2 separate regions of the Homo sapiens genome follow, and region 1 is linked to region 2. The links are chromatin contacts, found by Hi-C in ENCODE. All regions are on one chromosome and are shown on one strand. Each heading gives the region's core, a stretch centred on a gene start or an enhancer-like site at or near the end of the contact. The rest is flanking DNA. Distances are from core to core; before and after follow the strand shown. Region 1 overlaps ABCC4 (ATP binding cassette subfamily C member 4 (PEL blood group)). Region 2 holds the start of SOX21 (SRY-box transcription factor 21).

What was found. A loop is a pair of places that touch in the nucleus more often than their neighbours do.
Region 1: a map of PC-3 shows a loop between it and region 2 (4-fold over the local background). The contact joins the enhancer-like site here to the promoter of SOX21 in region 2. A Hi-C loop is called at or near these places in 1 of 168 maps with a recorded cell type or tissue (PC-3).

Annotation. Positions count from the first base shown.
Region 1 is chr13:95,113,603-95,117,664 of GRCh38, forward strand. ABCC4 (ATP binding cassette subfamily C member 4 (PEL blood group)) reads right to left here. Exons shown (of 31, transcript NM_005845.5): 20 at 2,320-2,399. Among named protein-coding and RNA genes, the nearest start is that of SNORD13G, 95 kb to the right of the region's middle. Within about 2 kb of position 2,074, at least 3 of the 41 ENCODE cell types and tissues checked have a DNase peak (open chromatin) inside an H3K27ac peak, as active enhancers do; they include PC-3, where a contact is called at or near this core.
Region 2 is chr13:94,709,958-94,714,070 of GRCh38, forward strand. It overlaps SOX21 (SRY-box transcription factor 21), which reads right to left and starts at 2,588. Exons shown (of 1, transcript NM_007084.4): 1 at 1-2,588. The coding sequence starts at 2,092. The coding sequence ends at 1,262. SOX21-AS1 (SOX21 antisense RNA 1) reads left to right here and starts at 2,759. Exons shown (of 2, transcript NR_046514.1): 1 at 2,759-3,436; 2 at 3,681-4,113. LOC112268114 (a long non-coding RNA gene) reads right to left here and starts at 3,486. Exons shown (of 2, transcript NR_158368.1): 1 at 3,451-3,486; 2 at 2,763-3,305. RefSeq lists an enhancer at 3,312-3,813.

The sequences.
Region 1 (4,062 bases), core at 824-3,323, 400 kb after region 2:
TTGGCCTTTATTTGAGGGCAGGTTAAATGCATTTTTTTGGGTGGGTGGCTTTAATAAAAATTTTCACTTCCTAATATAGCAACAGGCCCAAATACTTTAAAATGATCCTGGCGATACCTCAGTCAAAAGCCCACTCATCGAATGCAAATCCCCGGGAGAAAGGCTCGGCACACAAAGTAAGATGAACCAGTTACTGCATTGTTTACCACGTTTCACTTGATTCTTCCTGACAACCATTTAAACAATGAATGTTGGGAAATGTCCCTCAAAGAATCAACAACAATGGCAGGGACCAGAGCTTTTATATTTAGCTAATACTATTTTTAAAAGGAGAAAATATTTCTTCCTGAAGGGATTATGGGAAGCCTTATTAAAGACACCTGCAAACAAAACAAGTGACAATAGATCTTTATCATAATTGATAACTAAGTTATCCTTTAGATAAAACTCCTTTCTTGGAGACAATAACATTAGGATTTAACCTTCGCTGTAGATTCAAGAAATCAGCTAATTGGGGCCAGTAGGATTCCACAACATTAAGTTTACCAAGATTATGTGAGTGGATAATAACAAACGCCCTTGTCTCTCTGGTTAAATAGAAGTACAACGAGACTAGAATTTTCCCTCCTCATGCTTCTAAGAAATGTTTTATATTGACATCAAGTAGCATCCATCCCTCTCCCTCCATATGTGAGACAAAGCACATAAGGGATACTAATTACGACCGCTCACTCTGCTAAGCACATAGTGGGCCAGCCAGCTTCGGAAACTCAACCTTTGCCTAGCTTCCTGTTGCAAAGAAACAGAAACTTTCACAAAATCTTCTTGAAGTAATTAACAATCCCTGTCAAAACGTGTACAGACAATAATCTGCATTCTATGTAAACGGGGCAACTGTTTTAGTGATGGCTTCTGAGGGATAAATAATATAGCTAAACCCAGGAGGGCACATTTTAAAAATGTTTGCAAAAGAAAAAAAAAAATCAGAGGTCCTTGTTTGCAGTAAAAATAATCCACCTGTGAGTCTCAGCTTACTTCACCTCCATAAACAGTGGATGCCTTCGCCCATGGGCTATACTGTTTGCAGTCACATGCTCATTTGCTGCCTTGCTGTGTGACAAACAGGAATTCCTATAAGCATTTCAAGCCTATGACTGATTTTTCTTACATAGCTAATTTTCCAAATTAAGTAATTTTGCTTCCTTTATAACTGTGGCTCCAGAGGAGATCTAAAGCATCTGAGCATTGAGAAAAAAGCAGGGGTAGGGGGATCACAGGATCAAGCCAAAATTGCAGACCCCAACTGTAGTATTTCTATTTAATGGCTTTAAATTCAGCTAATGATTACAACTATTCTAAGTTGGCACTTAGAAAAAGTCACAGAGGTTCAAATTTCATAAAGTGTTAGCAACAGCAGCTGAGATTTTGGAATATGTATAGCTTTTAATAGATGCATTTCCAAAATAAACACTTGGGAAAAAAAAAGTGCCCCAGCTTGAACCACTGACAAGTAGACAAAATTAAACAATAGGAAAAAATAAAATAAAACCAAACCACATGAGCAACAGTACTGAATAAGGAGATGAGAGATGACCCAATATTATTTTTTAGAGCCTCAAGTTCACAAACAAAAGAAAAGTTTTACAGAAGGTATTTCTGTAGGATTGTTGGTTTTTTTTTTTTAAAGACAGCTTAAGACTTAGAGCAATCAACGTGTGAAAACAAAAAAGACATTTTCTGAGTTGACTTTGATCCTGTACTCAAATTGGCTTAGATATCCTTGCCTTTAAAGGCTTTGTATCCGCAATAACTGCTCTCTATTGTCCTTGTTAATAAAGTATTATTTTCACCTTATTATTACTAATCTTTTCTTTGTAAGTAACCACACCTGGTTCTATCCAAAAAAAAAAAAAAAGTGCCTAAGTATTTGCCCTTTGTGGTAATACAATGCATAATTTAGTTAATCTAGGCTATCTTTCCGTGAGAGGTGATTGTTTCTGTATTATGAAATGTGTTCACAGTAAAGCAAAATCCACGCCAGATACCTAGAGGCAGACGGAGAGCCACTTACCAAGCACGAAGCTGCTTCAAACTAACCCTGACGCGACTGTATAGCCACTCCCACACACAAGGTATTACTCATGCCAACTTAGCCTCTGAGTTATAACCGCACCTTTCTTTTACAAACATGGCCCTTTATTAAGTTAACATTACACACAGCCAGGCCGAGAGTCCCACCCCCAGACCCCATGAAAAGGGCTTGAAAAAATAGGAACTTCCGTTTTCCATTTGAGATCCTGACATTACTCTCAACGTTACCTGGATGAAATCTAAAAACGTCAGCGGCAGCAAATCATCCAAGTGTCCAATGTCTTTGGAGAAACGATTTAAAATTCTTCCTGCAAGAACAGGATATGAAAAATTACTCATTTCCCCAGATAGACCCTTTAAGAGAAACAATTCGCAAACAAATCAAAACAATATTTTAAATGCATATGTATTTAATATATTATTCATATGAAATAAGCCGATGTCAGTGGTAAAGAAAAAGAAAATAGGACGATACCTAAAGAGAAACAAAAATATCATCAAATGGCAGCGGGCAGGGAGTTGAAATGTGGCCCTGATTTTAAAAGAATTAAGGGAAAAAAATCTTGTGACAGTATCAGGAAGGGTTGGTGGGTTCTAGAATGTTCCCTCCTTTTAAGACCCAATCTAGGACTTCCATCCAAGTGCAAAGTAGGTAGATGAACGTACAGAAATTGATCCTAATTATTTCACTAATTTTGCTTTATCAGAATTTCTTTTGCTAAGTGGTATATTTTTTATATAAACATAATGATAACCTCTGTATTTTTTTTTCCCCAGCCTGCTTGACTGTACCTCACATTTTTGGGGAAACTTGGGATCCTATCATTTTCCAGGCTGTGAGTTTACTACTGGCAAACAAGTTGTCATTTTCAGATGTGCAAACAGTATGACAAAAACAGGCTTAGTCTTATCTAAGAACACAAGAGGAAATTATGCAGGAAAACAGAAATATTATTTAATGACTGAAGATCACTGCTTAGCATCGACTTTATTTCCCGTCAAGTAGAATCCAAGAAAACAGTATGTCATAAAGGCATCACAAACAGATCAAACCTGGTTTCTAATAAATATCTATTCTTTCAAATGATTTCCTTCAAAAAAATGGAAGCTATACACACATAGCCTACGTGGATGCAGGTGACCCCTGAGAAGTGTGTGTGTCTAGGCCTCTGAACTTCTTTTCTAATCAACGCTTCCGGAAGCCCTGCTTACAGATGAGATGTGTGGCCTCCTAGGGTTTGTCAGGATTGACTTCGTCCTGGGGCCTTTATACCAGGCTGCAAGTGGACCATGAATGGTCAGAGGCTGTAGACGGAGCTGCCTCCCGCTGCTGGGGCTAATGCAGCCTCTGCAGTTCTCCTGAGGCATCCAGCTGGCCAAGAAGCACAGTGTGTACAAGTTGGAGCTGCACCTCAATTTTCTTGTCTCAGGCTTCGGACACACAGACTCCAGAAAGCATCATTCAGTGACACCTTTGGCAGGCCCAGTGACAACTTTTCTGAGCCTCTAATAACACCTCCTCTAGAGGGTTGTCCTAGGGATTAAACGGGCTCATGCCTGTTAAAAAAAAAAAAAAAAAGCCCAGGCACAACGCCAGGTACTTTTTCATGGCTGCTAGAAAACCAAAACCAAAAAGGTGCGATGATGACTATGACCCACAGGTTCTGCAGCATGCCACCGGGGAGGAAGCTCAACTTTTCAAATGCAGGTCCTGATGCAGTGGCCCTGGGGAGGAGCTGGAGCCTGAATTTCCAACCAGCTTCCGGGGGCCCTTCTGCTGTTTGCCAGACCATGCTATGCAGGGCAAGAGGTCAGGCTATTATTTTATCAGCTATACTTAAGAAACATTAAAATTAAATGAGTATTTTTCCGACAGATACTTATGGATTTTGTTTGTCGTCCTTCTTGTTATTTTTTCTCATCTCAGTGTATCAATACCAATAAAAGGAAAATATAAGTTAAAAAATTTAA
Region 2 (4,113 bases), core at 1,338-3,837:
TGATCTAAAAAATAAGCCAATTGAGGAGGGAAATCCAAAACACATTAAACCAGCTCAACTTGGGAGAGAAATGCTAGCTGAAAATGAGAGACATCTGTTGAAACAATTCTGTGCTTTTTTTCTTCAGTTTTGCTAAATAATAAATATATAATTACCAGACAAAAAAGTCTGATTTAATCTTCGATAAAATTGCGATTCTGAAATAGTTTCGCAATTTTTAAAAGTTAACTTTGATATTCGCTCAAAATGTTTTTGAGTCTAAAGTCGACTCAAACTTAGGGCAACGAAAATAACACATTTTCCAAGCCTCAATGTTTTCACTGACATATACACATTTACAATCTTAAGGTGAACTCAGCCATAAGGGAAAATAGGAGCAGTGCCTTTTTCCTTTTTTGTAAACTGTGTCAGAAATCCAAGCGAGTGGACTCAGGGAGACTTCTAGTAGTTTGTTGTTGTTGTTTGTTTAGGAAGAAAATCCAATTGACAACTTTCATCTCACAAATATTTCTTGTTTGCGTTTCTTGCCCTTGAGAAAGAGCTCTTGCTCTGATTTGCAAATGGCGTGATAAACAAAAGAAACCGTGATCATCTCACACAAAAGGCCAGATTCGAGCCGGTCACTGGTCAAGAATGGATCTGGTTGGGAGTTCTGCTTGAGAGAACAGAGATCTGCAAAGTTCAAATAGTACAAACAGGGAGGCGAGGCTGCTCAGAGCCATCCCACTCCCAGAAACGAATGACACAAGCAGCTTTTCCCGTGTGCCAGCCATTTCAGACCTCACATTTGAACAGCGTGCATGCAACACGGACCGGGAGGGGGTTGGGGGTTGGGGGGCTGAGGGGCGAGGAAGAAGAATGAGAAACAAAAACAAAACCGACCATGAAACTTCCAACAAAACTGGAAAGGCCAACATGTCAAAAAGTTACTCCTCCACCTCCGTGGGTCAAAACGCAACAGGTTCCGAAGTGCAAAGCAAACGCCAACTGCTGCCGCACACAACCGCCTGCTTTCGAGTTGGCTGCCGAAGTGCGGGTCTGAAATGATCCTGCGAATTCACAGGCCTGCTCGCCCGCGCCCTTGCGCGCTTGGCCACTCCTGCCCCGCCTGGCCTCTCTGCCTCTACCTGGCACCTATACATTCTATGTACATACAAACCGGGCCCCCGGTCGCGGGAGGGCGCACGGGGAGGCCGCAGCGCTCGTACCTATACATATGTACACGTGTGCACACCGGTCCTCGCGAGGCGGCCCCGCGGGGTCATAGCGCGGCAGCGTAGGCCGCGGGGTAGGGGTCCAGCTGGGGCTTGCCCATGCCCGGCAGCAGGATGTAGGCGAGCGGCGGCTGCAGCCCGGGGCTGGGCCACGCGCTGCAGTTGCACGGGATCATGTAGCCCGGGTTGCCCGGGCTGGGGTGCGAGTGCGTGTGCCCCCCGGCGGCGGCGGCCGCCGCTGCAGCCGCCGCCGCCGCGCCGTGGAAGGCGCCCGCGCCCGCGGTCGGGTAGCCCAGCGACGACGCGTACGGGAGGCCGGACGAGGACGACGAGATCTCTGCCATTTTGGAGCCCAGGTCGAGCAGCGAGTAGGGGCTGCCCGCGGCGGCGGCGGCGGCGGCAGCGGCGGCGGCAGCGGCCGACTGCGGGAAGAAGACGCGTGCGGCGGCAGCGGCGGCGGCCGCGGCCGCCTTCTCGGGATTGGCGAGCAGCGACTCAGGCACCAGGCCGCCGCCCGCCCCCGCGTGCAGCCCGGCGCCCGCCTTGAGCGCAGGGTGCTCGGCGTCCGCCACGCCGCCCAGGCCGTAGGGCACCGGGAAGGCGAACTTGTCCTTCTTGAGCAGCGTCTTGGGCTTGCGCCGCGGCCGGTACTTGTAGTCGGGGTGCTCCTTCATGTGCATGGCGCGTAGACGCTTGGCCTCGTCGATGAACGGCCGCTTCTCCGACTCTGTGAGCAGTTTCCACTCGGCGCCCAAGCGCTTGCTGATCTCCGAGTTGTGCATCTTGGGGTTCTCCTGGGCCATCTTGCGCCGCTGAGCCCGCGACCACACCATGAAGGCGTTCATGGGCCGCTTGACGTGGTCCACCGGCTTGGACATGCTCTCGCCCTGCCGCGGCTGCAGCCCGCCGCCTCCCGGGCCCTCGCCCTCGGCCCGGAGGAAATCAATGTTGGCTGCCCGCGGAGACCCGCTCGGCCGGCCGGGGCTCGTCGCGCCCCGGCGTCGCTCCCGCCCCGGAGGAGGGGGCTGGGGGACCAGCCCAGGGCCACGCCGCGCCCCGGGCCGCCTTAGTGTCTCCGGCCGAGCGCTCGAGCAGGTTGTCTCTGGGACACTCTAACTTCTCGGCGGTGCCCCCTCCCCGCGGCGGCAGTTTGCCCTTTACGTTCTTTGGGTCCTTCGTCTGCAGTGGCGTTTGCTGGTGAGCTCCCCGCAGGTAGCGGCGGCCGGGCAGAGCGCTCCTCCTCCTCGGTCGTTCTCTCTTAAATGCAAAGCGTCCCCAAAAGTTGCGTCGCGGAGACTCCTCGAAGTTGAGCCGAGGAGCCCGCCGCCGCGTGCTGCCAAGTGCCAAAGGGGGCTCTCAGCGGCTGGAGTGTTTGGGTTCTCCTCGGTGACTTTCTCATTTGACAGAAGCAGATGGGGGTGGGGAAGGCGGGGAGGTGGCCCTGGAGGAGGAAGAGGAGGGGGAGGCGGAGGAGTGTCCAGGCGTGCCACGAGAACGCAGAGCGCAGCAATGGATATAAATACAAATACAGCAGCACCAGCCTGTCTTCTTGGCTCCGGGCAGGGTGCGCCGATGGGAAACCCCCAATCGGCTGGGTGATTTTTTTTTTTTGGAGGGGGGAGCTGTCCCCCGCAGCACCTGCCTCTCGAGTCTTCCTCTCCCGCTGCTGGACTGACGGGTGGGGCGAGGAAGGAGGGTGGATGAGGCTTGAGCAAGCGTTGGTCGCCCGGCCTCAGAGGAAGTTCTCCCGGCTCGCCGAGGAGCCGCGTCCGGCCGTCCCCTGGGCCATGCCGGCTCTGTTCGCTCCGAGCCCCTTCAGGCGCGCCTGCCGACTTAGGGCTCCCGGAGCTCGCCGGCCGCGGAGGGCAGCGCAGCCTCCACGCGGCGCCGCAGGCCTGGCACCGGCCGCGTCCCCGCCTCGCTCTTCTCGGCAGCCGCCTGGCACTTGCAACTAACTTCGCCCAAGTTTCCTGCGCCGCGGCGCCCCTCTCGGCGCGCTCCTGGGAGCGTGCGCCCGCGAGTCCGCCGCGCCCGGGGCCCCTCTGTCCTCGCTGCTGTGGCCAGAGCCGAGCCGGCGCAGGGGCGGAGGTGCTGCAGGAGAGTTAAGGAAAACGGGCCATCACCTCAGTTCGCAGGTCCGCGCTGTGGCACCTCCCGCTCTCCCCACTCCCGCGGCGCAGGGGGCCCCTTCCCAGCCCAGGCCGCCCTCTGCACCGGCTCAGGTGAGTGTGGCTACCTGCATGTGTGCGCGCCCGGAGCCGGCACTGGGTGTGCATGTCCAGCCGCGGCTGTGTGTGTATATCTGGGGGCCTGCGGAGGAGGTGGAGCCCAGGACTCGGGGAGGGAGGAGGGATCAGCGGAGCCGCCTCCCGCTCCCACACCCCCAGGACCTCGAATTAACAGATCCCCTCCGCCCCCCGCCCCCTCCCAATCCTCCTCCTCCCACTCCTTTTCACTTGAGAGCAGGTTTAGGCGAGTGGAGAGTCCGGAGCGCGCCGGGGAGTCTGCGCCCTGTTTGGCGTTGGCAAACCCTGGTGTCATCCCGGCTACCCAGGCCGGCCTGGCGTGCAGCTGCCCTGGTTGTGGCCCTGGAATCCTCGCCGGGAGGAAGAAGGCGGCGGGCACGAGTAGGAGAGCCTCTCCAGCTACGGAGGAAGAGGGTTAAACCTGGAGAAGGGGAGACTCACCCTTGAAAATGTTTGAGACTGTTCCTAGCAAGAAAGTGCTCATTTTCCTTGGAGGTCCAGGTGTTGCTTGCAACAGAAACAGAGGCTTCTCGCATTTTCTTGCACTGGCGATGCACCTAGTCAGAGGTAGTGGAGTGAAAAATAACTCTGGAGGGAATAAGGACATTCTTGGCAACCTTTCCAAAAAAGAGCTAGCCCAGACTGAGAGTATG